2 separate regions of the Mus musculus genome follow, and region 1 is linked to region 2. Evidence: chromatin loops called from intact Hi-C (ENCODE). Cell type or tissue: left cerebral cortex. All regions are shown on one strand. Links, peaks and the distances in the headings refer to the core of each region. The heading gives the core; the rest is flanking DNA. Region 1 overlaps Tspan15 (tetraspanin 15). Region 2 holds the start of Vps26a (VPS26 retromer complex component A).

Evidence for each region. Peaks named below come from ENCODE experiments on the same cell type or tissue, not always from the same donor. Only the 100,000 strongest peaks of a DNase experiment are listed, where the experiment ranks them.
Region 1: it touches region 2 in a loop (5-fold over the local background); 4 of 42 quality-filtered maps call a loop at or near these places.

The regions. Positions count from the first base shown.
Region 1 is chr10:62,185,877-62,191,732 of GRCm38, forward strand. It overlaps Tspan15 (tetraspanin 15), which reads right to left. Exons shown (of 8, transcript NM_197996.2): 5 at 5,592-5,708; 6 at 3,938-3,985; 7 at 2,767-2,883; 8 at 1-2,286. The coding sequence ends at 2,137. Among named protein-coding and RNA genes, the nearest start is that of Mir7662, 5.4 kb to the right of the region's middle. In left cerebral cortex, for the core only: a CTCF peak has its summit at 1,190 (motif pointing right); a DNase peak (open chromatin) is centred at 1,191.
Region 2 is chr10:62,486,721-62,493,362 of GRCm38, forward strand. It overlaps Vps26a (VPS26 retromer complex component A), which reads right to left and starts at 85. Exons shown (of 9, transcript NM_133672.3): 1 at 1-85. In left cerebral cortex, for the core only: a CTCF peak has its summit at 1,782 (motif pointing left); a DNase peak (open chromatin) is centred at 1,765; H3K4me3 peaks cover 32 bases.

The DNA of each region.
Region 1 (5,856 bases), core at 1-2,500, 300 kb before region 2:
AATATTTAATTATTTTATTTATGAATACACTGTCGCTGTCTTCAGATGCACCAGAAGAAGGCATCGGATCCTGTTACAGATGGTTGTGAGCCACCACGTGGCTGCTAGGGATTGAACTCAGGACCTCTGGAAGAGCAGTCAGTGCTCTTAACCACTGAGCCATCTCTCCAACCCCTTGAAGTTATTCTCTATTCTTGAGAGACAAGGTGGCAAGATGGTACCCTTGGCATTGGGTAACAGAAACGTGCCATAGCAGGTGACCCCCGAGACCGGCTGGCAAAGCTCTGTGGTTTTATTTTTCTTGAGAGGCAAGAGACAGCTTTGTCATTCAGAGGGCATATAGAAACTCGGGTCTGGGTAGGCACCAACCCCCATCCCTGATGGCAGAGAGAGGGAGAATGACAGAGTCACCAGCCTCTGATCCCCTCTGAGTGCCCCAGCCATACTGCTATACTACAGGATTCTGAGGATGGCTAGAGCCAGGGCCAGAAGGCTCACCACCCAGCCCTGTGCCCTGATCAAAGGGGCTCAGTGGAGCCACGAGATAAAGAGCTTTCAGGCCCCAAATTCCATAAACGGGGAGTGGTGGGACTCACCGTGATCCCAGCATTCACGAGAAAGCAGCCCAGGAATCAGGAGCTTAAGGATATCCTCAGCTACACAGTGAGCTGGAGGCCAGCCTGGGCTACGTGAGACCCCGTCTCAACAACCAAAGGGGGATTAGTTAGGGAGCACGGGAGCAGCAGTCCCAGCCATGCCTGGTTTCGCACACCTGGGAGAGTCTGTCTATACACAGACGCAACTCAAGCAGAGGTTCTTCATACACAGTCCCATGCCTCAACATGTTGGTTAACTGTGCCTCTGTTTCCATACAAAACTGAGGTTACAGGGATGACCACAAACAGCTGTGAGCACCAAGAGTTTCTGTCTATGCTGAATGTTTAGGTCTGGCCTCTGGTGTGTTCATGGTCATGGTGTTCTTTTTAAAGCCCCGCCTCCACCCTTCCTCATATGGAACACAAGCTTCCCTGGTGAGGGGAATTCCCTAACCCAGGCTTAGCTGGGTCTGAGATTCTTGTTTTATATCTATTGCCCTGTCTAAAACTCTCACAGAAAAACCTAGAAACCCAGGTAGGGTTGGGGTGACACTTGGACCGACTGCTCCTGCAAGGCCGGATGTCTCCAGCAGGGGGCGGCAAGCACCAAGCTTTGTTTGGCATGGGTCCCTACAGAGCCCTACCTCGGTTACTTTCTATAACACGGGTAGACTTGTGATACCATTCTCCTACAGGAGCCCTGGACTCAGCTACTTCTCCATGTAACCATGGACTCTTAAGTCTTACTATTAGTTTCCCATAGAGTGTGAAATACGAATGCTGTCCATTCTTTCTCCCTGACCCCAGCGCCCCAAGTTATACCAATCTTCACCCCGGGGCAGCCTTCTCTCAATCTGACAAGAGACTTCCAAACAACACAAATAAAAGACCACCCCCCAAAACACATATTTATTGTTCAATTAATGAACTAACGGGGAGGGGTGAGTGGACTCGGTCAGGGGTGGCTAGTTTTGAATAGCCAGAAACTCTTGTTAATTGTATACAAAACACGGTTATTAAAAAAAAAAAGAAAAAAAACATATGTAGAAAATGGGTGGGCAAAGCAGGAGCCTTACAGAGGACTCAAGGCACCTGGGAATTTGAGACACAGTCCAACGTCACATCTAGAGTAGTGTACCAGGGCTGCACCCAGGACTTCCCTATAGAACAGATACACTCCCTTCTTGCCTTTAAAAATAATCACTGCAAAACTGCCCTTGAAGGGGCATAATGACCACTGGCCAAGGCACTGCCAGAAAGAAAAAGAGCCCACACGGAGCCCTGAGCTGCCTTCTCCAGGACTCAGAACCGGAGCTGGGCTATCCCTGTTCCCGGGATCCCACAGGGTTCAGCTTTCCCCTAGGAGGAGTGGCCATCAGACACTATACGCAGGTACATACACCCTGGGCTTTGGTCAGCGCCGTGGGTGGGCAGAGGAGCTGCAGCTGGTCCTGTCCAGCTTGTGTAGTCTTAGATGCACTTTGCAGTACAGTCCGGCTGGGAGCTGCTGTGCCGGGCCAGGATAGCTCAATCAGCATAGCTAATCGGGATAGCACAGGCAGCATCCAGTGCCTGCTGTGTCCGTTCTGGACTTGGCACCAGGTCCCAGCAATCCATCCGTGACAGAGTGCTCCAAGATAATGTCCTCCACACGGGTGATGTACAGTAGGGTCAGCAGCACACCAAGAAACTGAGGACAGAGAGGGAGCCGGTGAGAGCCTGCTGGCACATGGGCATCCTTCCATGGCAGTTCCCTCCCTGGGAACTGGGCTGGGGAAATCAAGGCACCCCAGCACCCACTGCCCAGGCAGCCCCAGGCTGGACCTGCTCTACCCTTCCCAGGAACGTGGAGACTTCCTGCCCCTGTACATTAGCATGGCCCCTCTATGCTGGTCTTCTGCCTCGATCCCAGCTCTGCCACACCTTATCCAGGGGACCCTTGGGAAAGTCACTTCACTCTTCGAATCCTCCATTTCCACTACCGCCACTAAGCAGATGTGCTTATCAGTCGCACCAACCACACTGGCGGACTGGAGGCAGAGCCAGTGCAGAGAGAGCAACTGAGACTACTCTGTTTGGCTCTCCTTCCAGACCCCAGCCCTCCCAGAGCCTCTGAACCCTTCTCCTTCAACACTCAGCCTGGCTTCATCTGCACCCACGGACTACCCACCTGAGGAAGCAGGATGCCCAGTAAAAGGCCCGCCATGATGGTATAGTTGTCCATGAACCATATCAACACGGCGTTGGTGCAGCCCCGCACGTGAATGATGTTCTGTGCATTCAGGCGCTGTGCGGGAGGAGGGAGAGGATCAGCGGCATGGGAAGGTGGCCCTGGGTTCTCTAGTGCTGCTCCCGAGATGGCACTGGGGACACTGTGGTAGTGCTCTGGTGGTGAGAACTGCTGGGAACTGGCAGAGTGTGCCTGCATGCCTCCCAGATGCCACCCAGGGCTGCGCACTGTTACCTGAGCCAAAAGCCTACTCCAGGTATATGTGGAGGGAAACCCTACATGGTTTTAATGTACAGTGAAGCTTCTAGAATTACTATGTTACATTCTCCTCCCACGAGTGGACAATCCCTTGCCATGAAACTGTTTCATGTACAAATTATTAAAAACATCATCATTTGAAACTTTGTTCCATGTACAAATTATTAAAGACAACGCCATTTGTGGATGGCGCTACCCTCTTGAACACATGAGTAGGACTAATCGGACCCACTGGGTTATTAAAAGAAGAAAGAAAAAAGACTGGGCACAGTGATTCCCACCTTTAATCCTAGTGCTCACTCAGGAGGCAGAGGCAGGGGAATCTCTGTGAGTTTGAGGCAGCCTAGTCTACATAGCAATTGCAGGTCAAACGGGGCTACATAGACTTGTCCAGAAAGCCGAGGCTGGGAGCCACCCAAGGACTTTCTCTTCCCCAGGAATTCCTGAGTCCCAGGCAGGTAGTACCAGTGTGAGCTGTCAACAAACTGCAGGGCTGGGCAGGCAGCATGGGAGGAGCCCTGGACACGATATCTCACTCAGCTAAGCCTGCCTGGAGCAGGGACTCAGCAAACCTGGCCAGATGACCTCCCCTGGCTCCCTGGGTCCTTCTGTGAGTGACAGCCAAGGAGAGCTGGGAAATCTGAGTAGCCAGGAGCCCTCTGCTAGAAACCCTCTATTAGCTGAGGAGTAGGACAAAGGGAGCACCATCTGGGAACAAAGGGAGCACCACTTCTGGGGACAAGAGGAGCACCATCTGGGAACAAAGGGAGCACCATTTCTGGGGACAAGAGGAGCACCATCTGGGAACAAAGGGAGCACCATTTCTGGGGACAAAGGTTTTCCAGGCTGTTACCTCCTTGTCGATTGTTTTGTAGCCACACATGGTGTTGACAACATCTGTCTGAAACAGAAACACATCGGTCACGATTCTATAGGCTGTAATCTGAAGGGCTCACAGAAGAGCCAAGGGCTGGGTATACAGTCTGGCGGGTACAGATGGAGCTGAGATCTCCTGCCACCAGGATCAGGCTCCAGCCTGTATCTTAGTGACCACCTCCAGGAAATGCCCCAGTGAAGAACCATGGGTAGGCCCCCTCCCTGGGGGTTCATGTGAGGGTCACCCCTCCACCAGCAGCAGTCTAAGCTCTTAGCCGGAGGCACCCCCATGGCTCCCCGTGGCTGAGCCATGCTGTTCCCATTTTACTGGCTCTCAGAGAGGAACTGCTCAAACCACAACTGGGCCCCTGCCAGCTGTGGTTTACCTGAGGGCAAGGTTGGGTCACTGGCCACGCTCCCCTGCCCCTTCAAAGCTGGCTTCACCATCAAAGAGCCACAGAAGTTCCTCTCTGAAAGAAGGGCCGCTCTCCAGAGCTTTTATCCCTGGAGACGCAATGACTGGGCTCTAGCCCCCATCAAATTCCTTCCCAGGTAGGCCCCAGGACAATGCCCACCACTGCGTGGGCCCTGCTTGGTCCCAACCTCAGCCACAGGGGAGAGGTAGAACCTCAGGCCCAGCCCGGATCCAGCCTGGGTCCCTGCAGTGACAAGGGAGGGGAGCAGCAGAGGACCCCAGCTCTCACAGGGCACCTTCACTTGGTGATGTTCCAGACTCTGGGTGAGGCCCTACCCACGTGTACCCCATTTTCATGGTTACAGGCTGGGGTGGTAGGCACAGCTGTTGAAACCATCAACAAGAGACTTTCCAGGAGAGTAAATATGTATATGAATGGTGTATGTATGGTGTGTGTGCTGTGTTGTGTGCGCTGTGTTGTGTGTTGTGTGTGTGTGTGTTGTATGTGTGGTGTGTGTGTGCTATGTTATGTGTGTGTGTGGTGTGTGTGTGTTATGTTTGTGTGATGTGTGTGTGTGGTGTGTGTTATGAGTGTGTGCGCGTGTGTGTCGTAATTGCCAGGCTTTTCTGCTCCAGTCTCAAAACTGGGCAGTTCCTGACATACTTGTCACACATCAGGGCTGACAGGCGGTGACCTCACAGCTCAGCATCCCAGATGACTGGGAGGTGACAGCTGAGAGGCTCCCACTGGGGAAAGTGGAGGCTGGCATTTACATTACCGCATGCCGCTGCCCAGGGCTCTGCTGCCAGTGCTCACAGCACCTGCACTGTACTCTGCCTCCAGTGACTGGGTAGAGCCTGCTGCACCTGCCGGGCACTCTGGCTCTCTGTTGCTGGGAAGAGCCCTGCCAACCTTGGGCAAGTCCCCCTAAGTGGCTAAAGCAACACTACCCCAATTGAGACCCTCCAAAGCTGTTGTAAGAACCAAGTAACTACAACCAAAGCGCCTGGGCCAGGCCCACACACGCACACGCTCACTGACACACTCCCAGAGGAAGCTGCCCACTCATCTCCCATTGCTAGGGCCCCTGGTCTAAGGCAAGCTCAGCCCCGGCCACCACGTCCCACCCACTCCCACTGCCTGCTCCACTTGGGCAGAGTGAGAGCAGTGTTTGGCAAACTGGGTGACCCTCACATCCAGCACCCATGCAGTTACCGTGTTCCTGATGCAGCAGGTGTAGGGCACCCCGCAGGCCAGGGGCCCGGGGGCGCTGCAGTCATGGTACTGGTTTTTGCTCCAGTCTCTGTAGTCCTCCCCGCCACAGCACTTGAACTGAGGGGAAAAGCACCAAGGAAGAGCTGTGATCACTGCCAAGGTCAGGGTCATACAGCGGGAAGCAGTGGCTGAGGAGGTGTGTATGTCCGGGGTGGAGGTGGGGATGGAGGTACCAGAGTGGGGGCACCAGGGCCCCATGAGGCCA
Region 2 (6,642 bases), core at 809-3,308:
GGTGCCTGCGCCCCGCCGCCCGTCACGTGACCGTAGGCCATCAGCCGCACGTGACCACTCCTTTTCCTCTTCTCCCTCCCCCCCCCACCCCGCCCCGCTAGAGGCCCCGCCCTGCTAGAGGCCCCGCCCTTCAGGAAGGCCGTTTCGAGGCGGGGCTCCTCCGCCCCGCCTTTCGGTTGAGGGCGTGGTCTGGGTGGGTGACGTCTGGTGGGAGGAGTCAAAGATCTGTCTTCTCAGTCCAGCAACCCTAGAGCTAGTTGTCACGTGACGAGCCGTGCGCTGTCAAACTCCTCCCTCCGGCACGCCCATTTCCTTTTCCCTAGGGAAACTTGGGGGACTCGAGGGTTTGTGCGGGAGGCGTGTCTTTGCGGGCTTGCTGCAGTTCCGACCTTTGCGCCTGATCTGTTTCCCGCCTCAGCCCCGAGAATTGTTGGCCTCCGAAGAGACGGTTAGGGAGAAAAGCTAATCTTTAAAGCACATCCTTTGCAGTCCACGGATAGCTCGTGACGCAGCCTTCCAAGCCGGAGAGGCAGTACTCTCAAATCGGTTCCGCCCTCCTTACCCCCCCTCCCCGGCAACAGCCCTTCCTAAAAGTTTCGCAAGCGTGCAAAACGCAGCTCTCCAACACTCTGATCCAGTCAGTCATTGTAGTGGAGGCCCAGAAAACCTGAGGATAGATGAAATACTACGAAGGCTTAGGAACTGAACCTTTCATTCAGATTTATGGGCGGAGGGGTGTCATCAGCCCTATCATAACGAAACTCAACTTGGGGAGTAGAGTGTCAAGTTGTAAGTCTAAAATATTTAAAGGTTAAAATGAGGCTTCGGTCTCCAATCGCGACAGAATTCAAATACTGGAAATGAGTCTTTTGTTTGTAAGACAGGGGTTCTCATGTACTCATGTAGACTAGGCTAGCCTCAAGTGGAGAGTGAGCACCTCCAAAGTGCCTTCCCAATGCTGTAATTGCAGGAGTCACTGGTGGTTTTATGCATTGCTGCAGATGGAACACTGCACTTCCTTCATGCATGCAGGAGAAATCTGCCTAAAATGATATTATCTGAAAACAAATCTTAAAGATTGCTATGCCAGGGAGCTTTGGAACGAATGGATGTTTGTGTGTATATTTATTGTTGAGACAGGGTCTCACTAGGTGTCCCAGGCTCCTCTGGAATATGCTATGTAGCCCAGGCTGTCAAGAAACACATCTGTCCTCCTTCAGCCTTCCCAATATTGGAGATTACCTGTCATATTTACAGACGGGTAAAATAGTATGGGGACAGAGAAGGGAGTTTAGATCTCAAAATACTATTGATTAAAACCCTGTGATGCAGATGGCTTGGATGAAGGAGCATCACCCACTCTATAAAGAAGGATAAGTCAGGTATAGAGGTTCATAGCTGTAATCCCAGCTCTCCGGAGACAGAAGAAGTAGAAGAATCGCCATGAATTAAAAGACCCCTGGAGATTACACAGTTAGTCCCCTGAATGACCTGGGCTACAGTGTGAGACCTTGTTACAAGGAAACAAAAGAGAGAAACAATTGCGCATAGTCTAAGATCTGAAAGGTTAACTGTGTTTGTTGGTTCTAGCACCATTTGCTCAAAATACTTTCCCCTGTAAACTGCTGTGGTGTGGTATGCTTGTCAAAAATCTATCGATTGGGGCTAGAGAGATGGCTGAGCTAAGTCAAGAGCACTTGCTGGCTACCCCTTCAGAAGCATGAGATTTGATTCCCAGCATCCAAATAGTGGCTCCTTACCAGGGGGATCTGATGCCCTCTTCTGGTCTCCATGAGCATCACATATGCAGGTTTTGTACAGAAGGTCTGCAAAACCTCCATGCACCCAAAGAAAGACTCAAGGAGGTAAAATAAAAACAATACTGGGTCTTCCATTCATGAGCACTGTGCATTTTTCTAATTTTTACCTTTTTTTAGTGTTCTTCACCAGTGTTTCTAATTTCCAGTGTTATACATTTTTATTAAATTTATCTCTAAGTGCCTGTATTTTTTAACACTATTGTAAATAAAACTAAGTTTTTCATTTTTCAGTTCTTCGTTGTGATGTGTGTAACTTTCCTGTATTGACTGTGTACCCTGCAGTCTTCCTAAATTTCTTTGATGATTTGCTCTAGGCTCACACATACACACACACACACACACACACACCTTTTTTAACCTGGGTTTCTTTTTTCCTTTGTGGAGCTGAGGACTGAACCAGAGCCTCATGGATCCCAATCAACCAGCCTACCACTAAGCCACATCCTCGGCTGTCTTCCTGGAATTTCTTGAAATCCTAGATTGAGCATCCTAAATGGATTTTCACTTTCTTTCCTGTCTTCCATCTGTCTCTTGTTGTTTTCCTTTTTCCTTTTCATGTTTCTTTATTCTGGGAGGTGTATATTACATGGTGTGCATGGAGAGCAGAATTTGTACATGTCACTTCTGGGAATTGAGCCCAGGTCCTCAGGCCTGTCAGCAAACACATTTATCTGATGAGCCATCTCACCTGTCCTTGTTTTTCTTTTTGTCCCAGAAATGGTCTTAGTACATATCTCAGGCTGACGTTAGACTCTTGATTCTCCTGCCTCAGTCCCTGAATGCAAAAATTATATCATGAGCCACCATGTTTGCTCATGTTCCAGTTCTCATGATGATGATGATGAGTTTGTGTGTGTGTGTGTGTGTGTGTGTGTGTGTGTGTGTGTGTGTGTATTGTTTGGCATAGCTCTCCGTGAGCTTTCTCTCTCTCTTTTTTTAAAGATTTACTTATTATTATACATAAGTAGCTGTCTTCAAACACTCCATAAGAGGGCATCAGATCTCGTTATGGATGGTTGTGAGCCTCCATGTGATTGCTGAGATTTGAACTCATGACCTTCAGAAGAGCAGTCAGTGCTCTTAACCACTGAGCCATCTCACCAGCCTCGAGCTTTCTCTTTTAGTGTTCAAACTCCTGTGTAATCTATCCTTGAATTCTATCAAAGTCGGTTTGTGTGACCAACAGAATAGCGTGGTGTGGCTGCCTCAAGCTGCTCCTGACTTGGTTTCTCCTGGACCATTCCCTTCTAACAACATCCACTCCCATGGTGTAAAGCCCCATGGAGAGGACATCTCCCCTCTCTTCTGAAAACAGATGGGAGTACCAACTTTCCAACTATTTTCGAATACCAATGTGGAAACTTTCTTTTTCATCCTTGACCAAGTCTTCAGATGACTCTAGCTCTGGTGAATATCCTAACTGTACTTTTAAAATTTTATTTTTATGTGTGTTAGTGTTTTGCCATAACGTGTGTCTGGGTAAGGATGCCAGATCTCCTGGAATTGGAGTTACAAACAGTTGTGAGCCATGCCTTTAATTTCAGCACTCGGGAGGCAGAGGCAGGCAGATTTCTGAGTTCAAGGCCAGCCTGGTCTACAGAGTGAGTTCCAGGACAGGACAGCCAGGGCTACACAGAAAAACGATGTCTCAAAAAAACAAAACAAAACAAACAAACAAACAAAAAGACTTTCTAAATAGAATTTCCAGATAGTCTACTTAATTTCTGACCTGCATAAACTATAAAAATTCTAAAAATCTATTGCTTTAAGCCACCAAGGTTTTGGGTTTGTTTGGCTTTTTTTTGTTTGGTTCTGGGTTTTGTTTTGTTTTGTTTTTGGAGGGGGTTATCTCACTATCTAGCCTTGGCTGTCCTGCAATGTGTTAATCTTGAATTCACAGATTCACCTGACAAATCTTGGGATTAAAGATACAGATAAGCCATAGAGTTTTAAGGTGATTAATTATGTAGCAATAAATAATAAGGCTGGACATGGTGGCACATGCCTTTAATCACAGTGCTCAAGAAGCTAAGGCAGGTGGATCTCTGAGTTTGAGGTCAGCCTGGTGTACAAAGCAAGTCCAGGATAGCCAGGGCTTGTAACACAGAGAAACCCTGTCTTGAAACCAACACCTCCTCCTCCCCCCCCCAAAAAAAACCCAATAAGTAAAGAATGTATGCTAACATTTTCAATTCTCAAGAGCTCTTATTCTTAATTAGTATTCTGTCCTTGTGAAAACAAAACACCGAGTAATCACAAATATCCAAATAGCAAAAAAAAAAAAAAACAAAAAACAAAAAACAAAAGGATGCATTTTACATCAATCACTGAGGCAATTTCCCCCATAAAAAATTTCATATCAGAGGCTAAAGGGATGGCTCAACAGTTAAGAGCACTTGCTTCTCTCACAAAGGACCCAACTTTGGTTCCACTATCCACGTGGTGTCTCAGAACTGTCTGTAACTCCAGTTTCAAAGGACCTTAGGTTCTCCCTGTGGTACTCGGTACACTGCAGCTTCTGTAAACCATTTATGACTCATGCAATAGGTAACAGAGTTATAGGCAGCACTGTCACTGATGAGCCATTGGGCCCTAAGGAACCATCAGTTCTACACAGCAACGCTAACGAGGGGAGAAGGCAGATTAGCAAAAGATAGAGCTATGTGGATACCTTTTAAATTTATCTACCTTTATTTTATGTGCATTGGTGTTTTGCCTGCATGTATGTCTGTGTGAGAGCATCAGATCTTGAAGTTACAGATGGTTGTGAGCCACCATGTGGTTGATGGGATCTGAACTCAGGATCTCTGGAAGAGCAGTCAGTGCCCTTAACCACTGAGCCATTTCTCCAACCCCTATATTGATAAACAGTGACTGAAATACTAAGACAATGCACTGAGAGAATGGCAACTCACAGCTTTGGGGAAAAACACATAATAAAAATGTATTATAGTTATTTGTGTTTGCACCGCTAAATAGTGAATGGTCATAAATAGTATTCCTGTTTTGATCCTTGGCTAAACATAGTAAAACTATTAAGAGGAACCTCCATAGGCCTCCCAAGTGTCACATGTCCTTTCTCTCAGCTGTGCAGCAGCCCCGTCTCGTGATTAACGTCATTACTTCAAGGTGAGTCCTATTTTGGGCTCTCATCCCTTGGCATAAATGGCTTAAAATGCCACGCCTAAAGTTCAGTGGAACTCTCACAATGGACCCTAGTGGAAATAGCTCCCCATTGAGCCGTAACATTGGTTCTACCTTCCTTTCTGTTGCTGTAATAAAATATTCTGGCTGAAGCAACTTCGAAGAGGGAAGGAAGTAGTCACCATTCTGGGCCACAGTCTGTGATGGTTTGTACATTCTTGGATCAGGGAGTGGCACCATCTGAAGTTGTGGCCTTGTTGGAATAGGTGTGGCCTGGTTGGAATGGGTGTATCACTGTGGGTGTGGGTATAAGATCCTCACCCTAGTTGCCTGGAAGTCAGTCTTCCACTAGCAGCCTTTGGATGAAGACATAGAACTCTCAGCTCCTCCTGCACCATGCCTGCCTGGATGCTGCTATGCTCCCACCTTGATGATAATGGACTGAACCTCTGAACCTGTAAGCCAGCCCCAATTAAATGTTGTTTTTTTATAAGACTTGCCTTGGTCATGGTGTCTGTTCACAGCAGTAAAACCCTAACTAAGACACAGTCCATCACTGAGAGAAGTCAGAGCAGGAACTCCTGGCAGGAGTCTGAAGTAGAAAGTATAAATGAAGGCTTTCTGACTGCCAGCTTTCTCACAGGTCAGCTTTCTTTTAAAAAAAAAAATAGGGCTGGTGAGATGGCTCAGTGGGTAAGAGCACCCGACTGCTCTTCCGGGAAGTTCAAATCCCAGCAACCACATGGTGGCTCACAACCACCCGTAATGAGATCCGATGCCCTCTTCTGGTGCGTCTGAAGACAGCTACAGTGTACTTACATATAATAAATAAATAAATAAATCTTTAAAAAAATATATATATATATACATAAGTACGCTGTAACTGTCTTCAGACACACCAGAAGAGGGCATCGGATCTCATTAAAGGGTGGTTGTGAGTCACCATGTGGTTGCTGGGATTTGAATTCAGGACCTTCGGAAGAGCAGTCAGTGTTCTTGCCCACTGTGATATCTCGCCAGCCCCAACAGGTCAGCTTTCTTATAGACCACCTGCCTAGTAATGGTGACACCCACAGTGGGCTAGGACGTCCTATATCAATTAACAAGCAAGGCAATCCCCCACAGGTCAATCTGATCTGGGCAATTTCTCAATGGAGGGTTTCTTCTTAGATGACTCTTACGCTTCGTGGAGTTGACAAAGTTAACTATAGTAACATATAAGTCTGAGAAAACAGTTTCAGCAATGGAAAGCACAAAGTCTCTCAGTTATATACGATGCAAATAAGTCTATTTCTGCTCTTCCATTCTTAGATGATGTATTCTGCCTATTAAGGGCACAGAGGGCTGGTGAGATCGCTCAGTGGTTAAAAGCACTGACAGCTCTTCCCGAGGTCACGAGTTCAATTCCCAGCAACCACATCGTGGCTCACAACCATCTGTAATGGGAAACAAATAGAAAAACCTGTGGGATGGAGCGAGGAGTGAGCTGGGCCGGAGAGTGAGCAAGGGCTGGAGCAAGAGGGAGAAGGGAAGAGGGGAAAAATAAGGCACTGAAAGAACTCAGAAACTGTAAACAACAATTATTTCTGAAAGGTATGATTATAATAAACTTTCGTGTTTTTGTAAAAAAAAGAAGGGGGGCACAGAATCAGAGATGGCTCTTGCTTTAGTTTGGGAG